Linked DNA regions of Homo sapiens: region 2 is linked to region 1. A link is an interaction called in ENCODE POLR2A ChIA-PET data of the cell type or tissue named here. Cell type or tissue: Panc1. All regions are shown on one strand.

Evidence for each region. ChIA-PET counts read pairs that join two places held together with the same protein. Peaks named below come from ENCODE experiments on the same cell type or tissue, not always from the same donor. Only the 100,000 strongest peaks of a DNase experiment are listed, where the experiment ranks them.
Region 2: POLR2A ChIA-PET joins it to region 1 with 8 read pairs; 2 of 35 experiments call an interaction of 5 or more read pairs at or near these places.

The regions. Positions count from the first base shown.
Region 1 is chr9:111,726,964-111,730,963 of GRCh38, reverse strand. It overlaps SHOC1 (shortage in chiasmata 1), which reads left to right. Exons shown (of 28, transcript NM_001378211.1): 13 at 2,915-3,331. Among named protein-coding and RNA genes, the nearest start is that of SHOC1, 66 kb to the left of the region's middle. In Panc1, no CTCF peak of the experiment used is centred here; a DNase peak (open chromatin) is centred at 2,123; H3K27ac peaks cover 3,694 bases.
Region 2 is chr9:112,191,262-112,195,261 of GRCh38, reverse strand. No RefSeq gene overlaps it. Among named protein-coding and RNA genes, the nearest start is that of SUSD1, 18 kb to the right of the region's middle. In Panc1, no CTCF peak of the experiment used is centred here; no DNase peak of the experiment used is centred here.

The DNA of each region.
Region 1 (4,000 bases):
ATGTAGAAGCTGCAGCAAGTTATCCTGAAGATCTGGCCAATATTATTGATGAAGATGGCTACACTAAACAACAGATATTCAATGTAGATGAAACAGCGTTCTATTTGAAGAAAGTGTTATCTAGGACTTTTATAGCCAGTAGGAAGCAGTCAATGTCTGGCTTCAGAGCTTCAAAGGGCAGGCTGACACTCCTATTAGGGGCTAATGCAGCTGTTGACTGTTGAAGCCAAAGCTCATTTACCATTCTGAAAATCCTAAGGCCCTTAAGAATTATGATAAGTCTACACTTTCTGTGCTCTATAAATGGAACAACAAAGCCAGAATGATAGCACATCTGTTTACAGCATGGCTTACAATATTTTAAGGCCACTGTTGAGACCTACTACTCAGAAAAAAAGATTCCTTTCAAAATATTACTGCTCATTGACAGCATACCTGGTCATTCAAGAGCTCTGATGGAGATATACAAGAAGATTAATGTTGTTTTCATGTCTGCTAACACAACATCCATTCTGCAGCCCATGGATCAAGGAGTCATTTCTACTTTCTAGTGTTATTATTTAAGAAATACATTTCATAAGGCCAGAGCTGCCATAGATAGTGATTCCTCTGATGGATCTAGTCAAAGTCAATTGAAATACTTTTGAGAAAGGATTCACCATTCTAGATGCCATTAAGAACATTCCTTATTCTTGGGAGGAGGCCAAAATATCAACATTAGCAAGATAGAAAAAAGTTGATTTGAACCTTCATGGATGATTTTGAAGGGTTCAAGACTTTAGTGGTGCAAGTATGTAACTACAGATGTGGTAGAAATAGCAAGAAAACTAGAATTAGAAGTGGAGCCTGAAGGTGTGGTTGAATTGCTGCAATCTCATGCCAAAACTTGAACAAATGAGGAGTTGTTTCTTATGGATGGGCAAAGAAAATGGTTTCTTGAGATAGAATCTGTCCCTGGTGAAGATTCTGTGAACATTGTTGTAATGACAACAAAGGATTTGGAATATTCCATAAACATAGTTGATAAAGTAGTGGCAGGGTTGGAGAGGATTGACTCCAATTTTTTTTTTTTTTTGAGACCAAGTCTCACTCTCACCAGGCTGAAGTGCAGTAGCATGATCTTGGCTCACTGTACCCTCCGCCTCTCAGGTTCAAGCGATTCTCCTGCCTCAGCCTCCTGAGTAGCTGGGACTACAGGCATGCGCCACCATGCCCAGCTAATTTTTGTATTTTTAGTAGAGATGGGTTTCACCATGTTGGCCAGGATGGTCTCGATCTCTTGACCTCATGATCCGCCTGCCTCGGCCTTCCCAAAGTGCTGGGATTATAGGCATGAGCCACGCTCCTGACCTTGACTCCAATTTTGAAAGAAGTTCTACTCTGGGTAAATGCTGTCAAACAGCACATGCTACAGAAAAATCTTTCGTGAAAAGAAAAGTCAGTCAGTGTGGCAAACTTCATTGTTGTCTTAGTTTAAGAAATTTCCACAGCCACACCAACCTTTAGCAACCACCACTCTGACAGTCAGCAGCTGTCAACATTGAGACAAGACCCCCTAGCCGGGCACAGTGGCTTTCACCTGTAATTCCAGCACTTGGGAGGCCAATGTGGGAGGATTACTTGAGCCCAAGAGTTCAAGATCAGCCTGGGCAACATAGCAAAACTTTGTCTCTCCTAAAAATAAAAATAAAAATAAAAGCCTGGCATGGTGGTACGCACCTGTAGTCTCAGCTGGTGGGAGGACTGCTTGGGCCCAGGAGTTGGAGGTTGCAGTGAGCTATGATTGTGGCACTGCATTCCAGCCTGGGCTACAGAGGAGGACCATGTCTCAAAAAGAAAAAAAAAGAAAAAAGAACCCCCCACCTTTGCAAAAAGTTTATGACTTAGTAAAGGCTCAGATGATCATTAGCATTTTTTGGCAATAAAGTATTTTAAAATTAAAGTATGTACTTGTTTGTTTAGACATAATGCTATTGTACACAATACACTGCAGTATAGCATAAACATAACTTTTACATTTGTACTGGGAAATCAAAACATTTGTGTGACTCACCTTAACATATTTACTTTATTGTGATGGTCGAGAACTGAACCCACAATATCTCTGAGGTATTCCTGTAACAGCTTTATCAAGATACATTTCACATACCATACAATTGACTCATTTAAAGTAAACCATTCCATGGTTTTTAATATAAGCCCAGAGTTGTGCAATCATCACCACAAACCATTTTAGAAAACTTGTACCATCCCCAAAAGAAATCCTGTACCCATTAGTGGTCACTCCCCATTTTACTCAGCTCTGGAACCACTGTTCTTTCTCTATAGATTTGCCTTTTCTGGACATTTTATATAAATGGAATCATACAATATGTGGCCTTTTGTGACACTTCTTTCACTTAGCATGTTTTCAAGATTCGTCTATTTTGTAGAATATGCATATCTTATGTGAACTATTGTTCAAGTCTTTTGCCAAATTTTTAATTGGGTTCCTTTTCAAATATAGAGTTATAAGGAGTTCTTTATATATTTTGGATACAGTCCTTTGTCAGTTATATGTATTGCAAGTATTTTTTTCCATTGTGGCTTTCCTGGTAGGTAAGTGTTTGACCCATGGAGTAACTGTTACCTGCAAGGGTATGATTCATAAGCCTATGAGCAAAAGGGCTTTACTGGAATGTCTTCTTTGCTTGGTAAACTAGCTCCTATAGTAAGAAGAAGGGTGCTAAATTTTGATCCTTTTTAAAAATTTATTTTATTCAGACCAAAAATTGATTTTCAAAGCAGTAAACAAAGTGCTCATAAAGATCAAATTACATTAATAAGAAACCACAACTAAAAGTTATTCAAATACCTAATAGAACACTCGTTTAGGTGTGGAAGTTACTTGTGTGTTGTTATTTTCTGTTTTCAGCATGTCTAGAACATAAAAGTCATTCTTCACCTATTGCACTTATTGATGAAAAATCTACAAATGCTCATTTATCACTTCCACAAAAGAGTCCATCTCTGGCAAAAGAAGTACCAGATCTATGTTTTTCTGATGACTATTTCTCTGATAAAGGAGCAGCAAAAGAAGAAAAACCAAAGAATGACCAAGAACCAGTAAACAGAATAATCCAAAAGAAAGAAAATAACGATCACTTTGAACTTGACTGCACAGGACCATCTATTAAATCACCTTCCTCTTCAATAATTAAAAAAGCATCTTTTGAACATGGCAAAAAACAAGAGAATGATTTGGACCTTTTGAGCGACTTTATTATGCTGCGAAATAAATATAAGACTTGCACCTCAAAGACTGAAGTCACAAACAGTGATGAAAAACATGGTAAGTAATTTAATAATATTTTGCCGTAGATATGGTAGGCTCAAGGACTAAGTACATAATTTATTATAGAAGGCAAGGAGATAAAGTTCTTCTAGATAAAATTATGTTATTTTTTGTAGTCAAGGAAAATGTCATTGATTCTTGATAACTTCTTGTTTACAGATAGATATGGATATATAGGCATGATTTAGATACAGATACATATGTTTCAAAAAGTCTAAAAATGCATTTGAATTTATAACAAAAGCCACTATTTGTAAAACTTGCTTTCTACAACATGGCCTTACAAATTCATAGTATCTCTAACTTTTGTTGGTCAATTCTGCATTCTTTTTTCTCTTTTAGCTGTCAGTCCTGTCTCAGTATTTTAAATTATATTTTTATGTGTACTTGAAAGAAAACTTTCTGTCTACTTAATTGTTTCTTTCTAACATTACCTAACAGTTTCTGTTTGAGTTGTAACTGTCTTATATTCACTGCTTACAGCCACATCAAAGGTAATATAATGTGTCATATCATTTTACTTCTCATAAAAATAAAATAGGCATTCCAGAATAAGTTTGACATAGGTTACCCTGATGAAATAAATACAACAATATTTTTTTTTATTGGCTGCTATTGTTTATTCCTAAAATCCAGTACACATTGATGCAACCTAATGACTAGGGA
Region 2 (4,000 bases), 460 kb before region 1:
GACATTGATGGAACTGATAAAATGGCGTATGAAGTTGGTTCTCTTCTTTTTGGTAAACAGGGAACTACTTTATCTCTGAATTTCTGAAAGTGCTTTTCTAAATGTTTTCTTACGCAACTGACTCAAAGCTGTGTTACTTAAACCCTTCTTGAGGCTTTTTCTGGCAAAGAGGACAAAATGTCAGGAGGAAAGAGTTTCCCCTTGGAGTTTCACAGAGAAAATTTGGGTCCACCTCTGACACAAGGAAAACTGATAGCTTGAATTTATCCTGCAGCTGGGCTGGAGGAGGTTGGAGTTTGTTTTTCTTGGTAACCAATCTCAAAATCCTGTCTTTTAGAGAGTCATCAAGATGAGAAAATGAAAAGACTTTTTTTTTTCTGCTCCCAGTAAACTGTGAAGAAAAGACATTTTAATATCAACCTGAAGACTCTAGAAATAGATTTTTGTAATAAATGTTGAAAGGAACAACACAGTTGGTATTTGAGCCTTCGTGTTTCAGATTAAATGTCTTCAGAACTTCAACTCTGTATTCCAAACAAAACAAGCTCAATTGCACATTAGCCTTTTTTGAAAAGTTTGAAAATGTTAGTCTGGTCCCAAAGTAGGGCAACAGTTTCTAAATTTATCCAAGTGAATATTTCTTTGGCCACTTACAAACTTTATTTTATTTATTTATTTATTTAGAGACAGAATCTTACTCTGTAGCCCAAGCTGGAGTGCAGTGGAGCAGTCTCAGCTCACTGCAACCTCTGCCTCCTGGGCTCAAGCGATTCTCTTGCCTCAGCCTCCCGAGTAGCTGGGACTACAGGCACGTGTTACCACGCCTGGCTAAGTTGTTGTATTTTAGTAGAGATGGGGTTTCACCATGTTGCCTAGGGTGATCTCGAACTCCTGAGCTCAGGCTGTCTGCCTGCCTTCCCTGGTTGAGAATCACTGATCTCAAGACAGCAAATGTTTAGGGAAATAACGTTCCCTCTTTCTGCTAAGTAGACGATGGACTTAGCCTTTCTGCATCACTGGTAGTGACATCCCCAGGAAGTACAGATGATTAGAATGTGAACACAGCCTTGCAATTAGGGCTTCTCAATGCCTGGTGACCTTTTCTCTCACAGTGGGAATGTCATTGTCATGTTTCCCTTTTAATTTGTGACTAAGAATGAATGTCATCACCCACAATCTCTTTCTCTTCTGGTTACCAGCCACTATATAAATAACACAGCTACATGTAATTGAATTTCCAAAGACTTCAGACCTATTTAAAGGGAGGCTATCCTTTACTTAAGTAATAGCAGAGGTAACAGCTGGAGAGGTAACGTCTTTAGCGTGAGCAGGGCAATTCCACAAGTATCTTTAGGTTGAAAAGAATTTAAAGAGAAGTCTTGGTCTAAACTCAGTAAATCATTGGCTCATTCGTTCATTCAGCACATGCTAAAGTTCTATGTAAATGTCTGCAGTCACAAAGTCAAATGAGACAAGGTTCCTGAGCCCTGATTAGCGGGAGAAAAAGAACTAAGCAGGCAGGCGTTTACTAAGCTTTACTAAGAACTAAGGGAGGGGTTTAGAAAACACCAGGGGAGGCCCAGCACAGTGGCTCATGCCTCAAATCCCAGCATGATGGGAGGCCAAAGTGGGAGGATCACTTGAGCACAGGAGTTTGAGAGCAGCCTAGTTAATGTAGTGAGACCTCATCTCTACAAAAAATAAAAAAACGTAGGCATGGTGGCATGCACCTGTAGTCCTGGCTACTTGGAGGCTGAGGTGGGAGGATTACTTGAGCCCAGGAGGTCGAGGTTGCAGTGAACTGTGATTGCACCACTGCACTCCAGCCTGGGCACGGAGCAAGATCCTGTCTCCAGGGAAAGGAAAAAAAAAAAAAAAAGAAAACACCAGGGGAGCACAGTGGAAGGGACAGGGGCCAGAGTGCAGTCTGGACAGGGTCTTGAATGATATCCTGGTCAGAAGAGTCTAGGTGATGTTGTGGCCGCAGATAAACGTGAAAATCCACAGCTTATCACCAACAAAAGTTCATTTCTATGGGTTGGGCTATTGCCCTCCACCTTGCCGCTGCCCCATCTAAAACACACAGCCTCCAAAGTCTTCTCAGCAGGGAAGAGACCACTGGTTCTTAGATACTTGAGCTCTTAAATACCTTGTCTGAGAATTGACACATGTCACTTCTGCTCACGATCCACTAGCCAGAATTATATGGTCCCAACTTAATTGCTAGGGAGGCTGGGGAAGGTGGAGGAGCAAATAGTTATTTGGTGAGCGCTCTCTCTGAACAGACATGGAAGAGAGTGAGGGGAGGGAACAGAATATGCTAAGGAAGAGGAATAAGGGCGTGTGGGAGGTTTGGGGAGCAGCACCAAGTACCTGCTAGATAGGAGGCTAGATTGGGCCTCAGGTGGGAATTGGGGTGTGGTGAAGACTGCCAATACAATGCCAGGCTAAGGAATTAGGACTTCACCTCCTGGAACCGGGGGACCGCTAAACAAGCAGTGACGTAGCGTTCGTCCAGGTCCTTTCCAGCCCCATTCCTTTAGCAAGCCTCCGTAGACCTTCAGCAAGACTCGTTTGGAGCCGTCCCTGGCCTCCAGACGCTGGCTCTGCCTCTGAGAATTGCCATAGCAGGGTGGCTGAAAGCATCAATTTGGGACTTAGGCTGCTCAAGTTTGAATGCTAGTTCTGCCACCTGAGACTTTGGGCAAATCATTCTGCTTCTCTGTAATTTAGTTTCCTCGTCTGTAAGATCAGGATAATAGTAGGTGCTATTAAGTGGTTGTACAGATTACAGGAGTTAAAATGTGTAAGGTGCTCAGAAAAGTACCTGGCATGGAGAAAGTGCTATGTAATTTTTAGTGTTTTTCATCATTTCATCATTTTCCATCCTCCTTTCCATCAGATCCTTGTTTTCTGTACAGCCCCTGAGATAAAATCTGCAACCAATGGCAACACACACAAAAAACCCATCCTCTGTTAGTAAAATTTTAGGCCAGAATACCGGCAGCTGTGGGAAATGCTTGGAAACCTTTTTCCGTATTCCTAAAACTGTAGCATAGATAAGGACCATCTTGGCATGATGAATGGAGGTGAAATTGAAGTTGCCAGATAAAATACAGTATGCCCAGCTAAATTTGCATTTCAAATAAATAACAAATAATGTCATAGTTTAAGTATATCTGATGCAGTATTTGTTACAATATTGCATGGGACATACTGATACTAAAACATTATTCACTGTTTATCTGAAATGCAAATTTAACTGGTGATATGGTTTGGCTCTGTGTCCCCACCCAAATCTCATCTCAAAATGTAATCCCCACATGTCAAGGAAGGGAAGTGATTGGATTATTGGGGCGGTTTCTACCATGCTGTTCTTGTGGTAGTGAATTATCATGAGATCTGATGATTTTATAAATGGTAATTCTGCTTGTGCTCTCACTGGCTGTCCTGCTGCCTTGTGAAGAAGGTGCCTGCTTCCCTTTCCACCATGACCGTAAGTTTCCTGAGGCCTCCCCGGCCATGCGAAACTATGAGTCTATTAAACCTCTTTTGTTTATAGATTACCCAGTCTCAGGCAGTTCTTTTTATTTTTTTTTTGAGACAGAATCTTGCTCTGTTGCCTAGGCTGGAGTGCAATGGCGCGATCTCAGCTTACCGCAACCTCTGCCTCCCAGGATCAAATGATTCTCCCGCCTCAGCCTCCCAAGTAGCTGGGACTACAGGTGTAGTTTTTAATGTTCATGACAAGTCTTTATTTTGTTCTCTATAATTTTTCTTTATTAAAATGTTCCATAATTCACTTGTGTTTCTTTCATAACCAGATTGTGAACCAAAAAGTGTTATTGTTTTTGTTTGGTTTTGAGACAGGGTCTTGCTCTGTCTTAATACATATTTATTGATTTATTGATTTATTTTTGAGATGGAGTCTCACTCTGTTGCTCAGGCTGGTGTGCGGTGGCGCCATCTCGGCTCACTGCAACCTCCGCCTCCCAGGCTC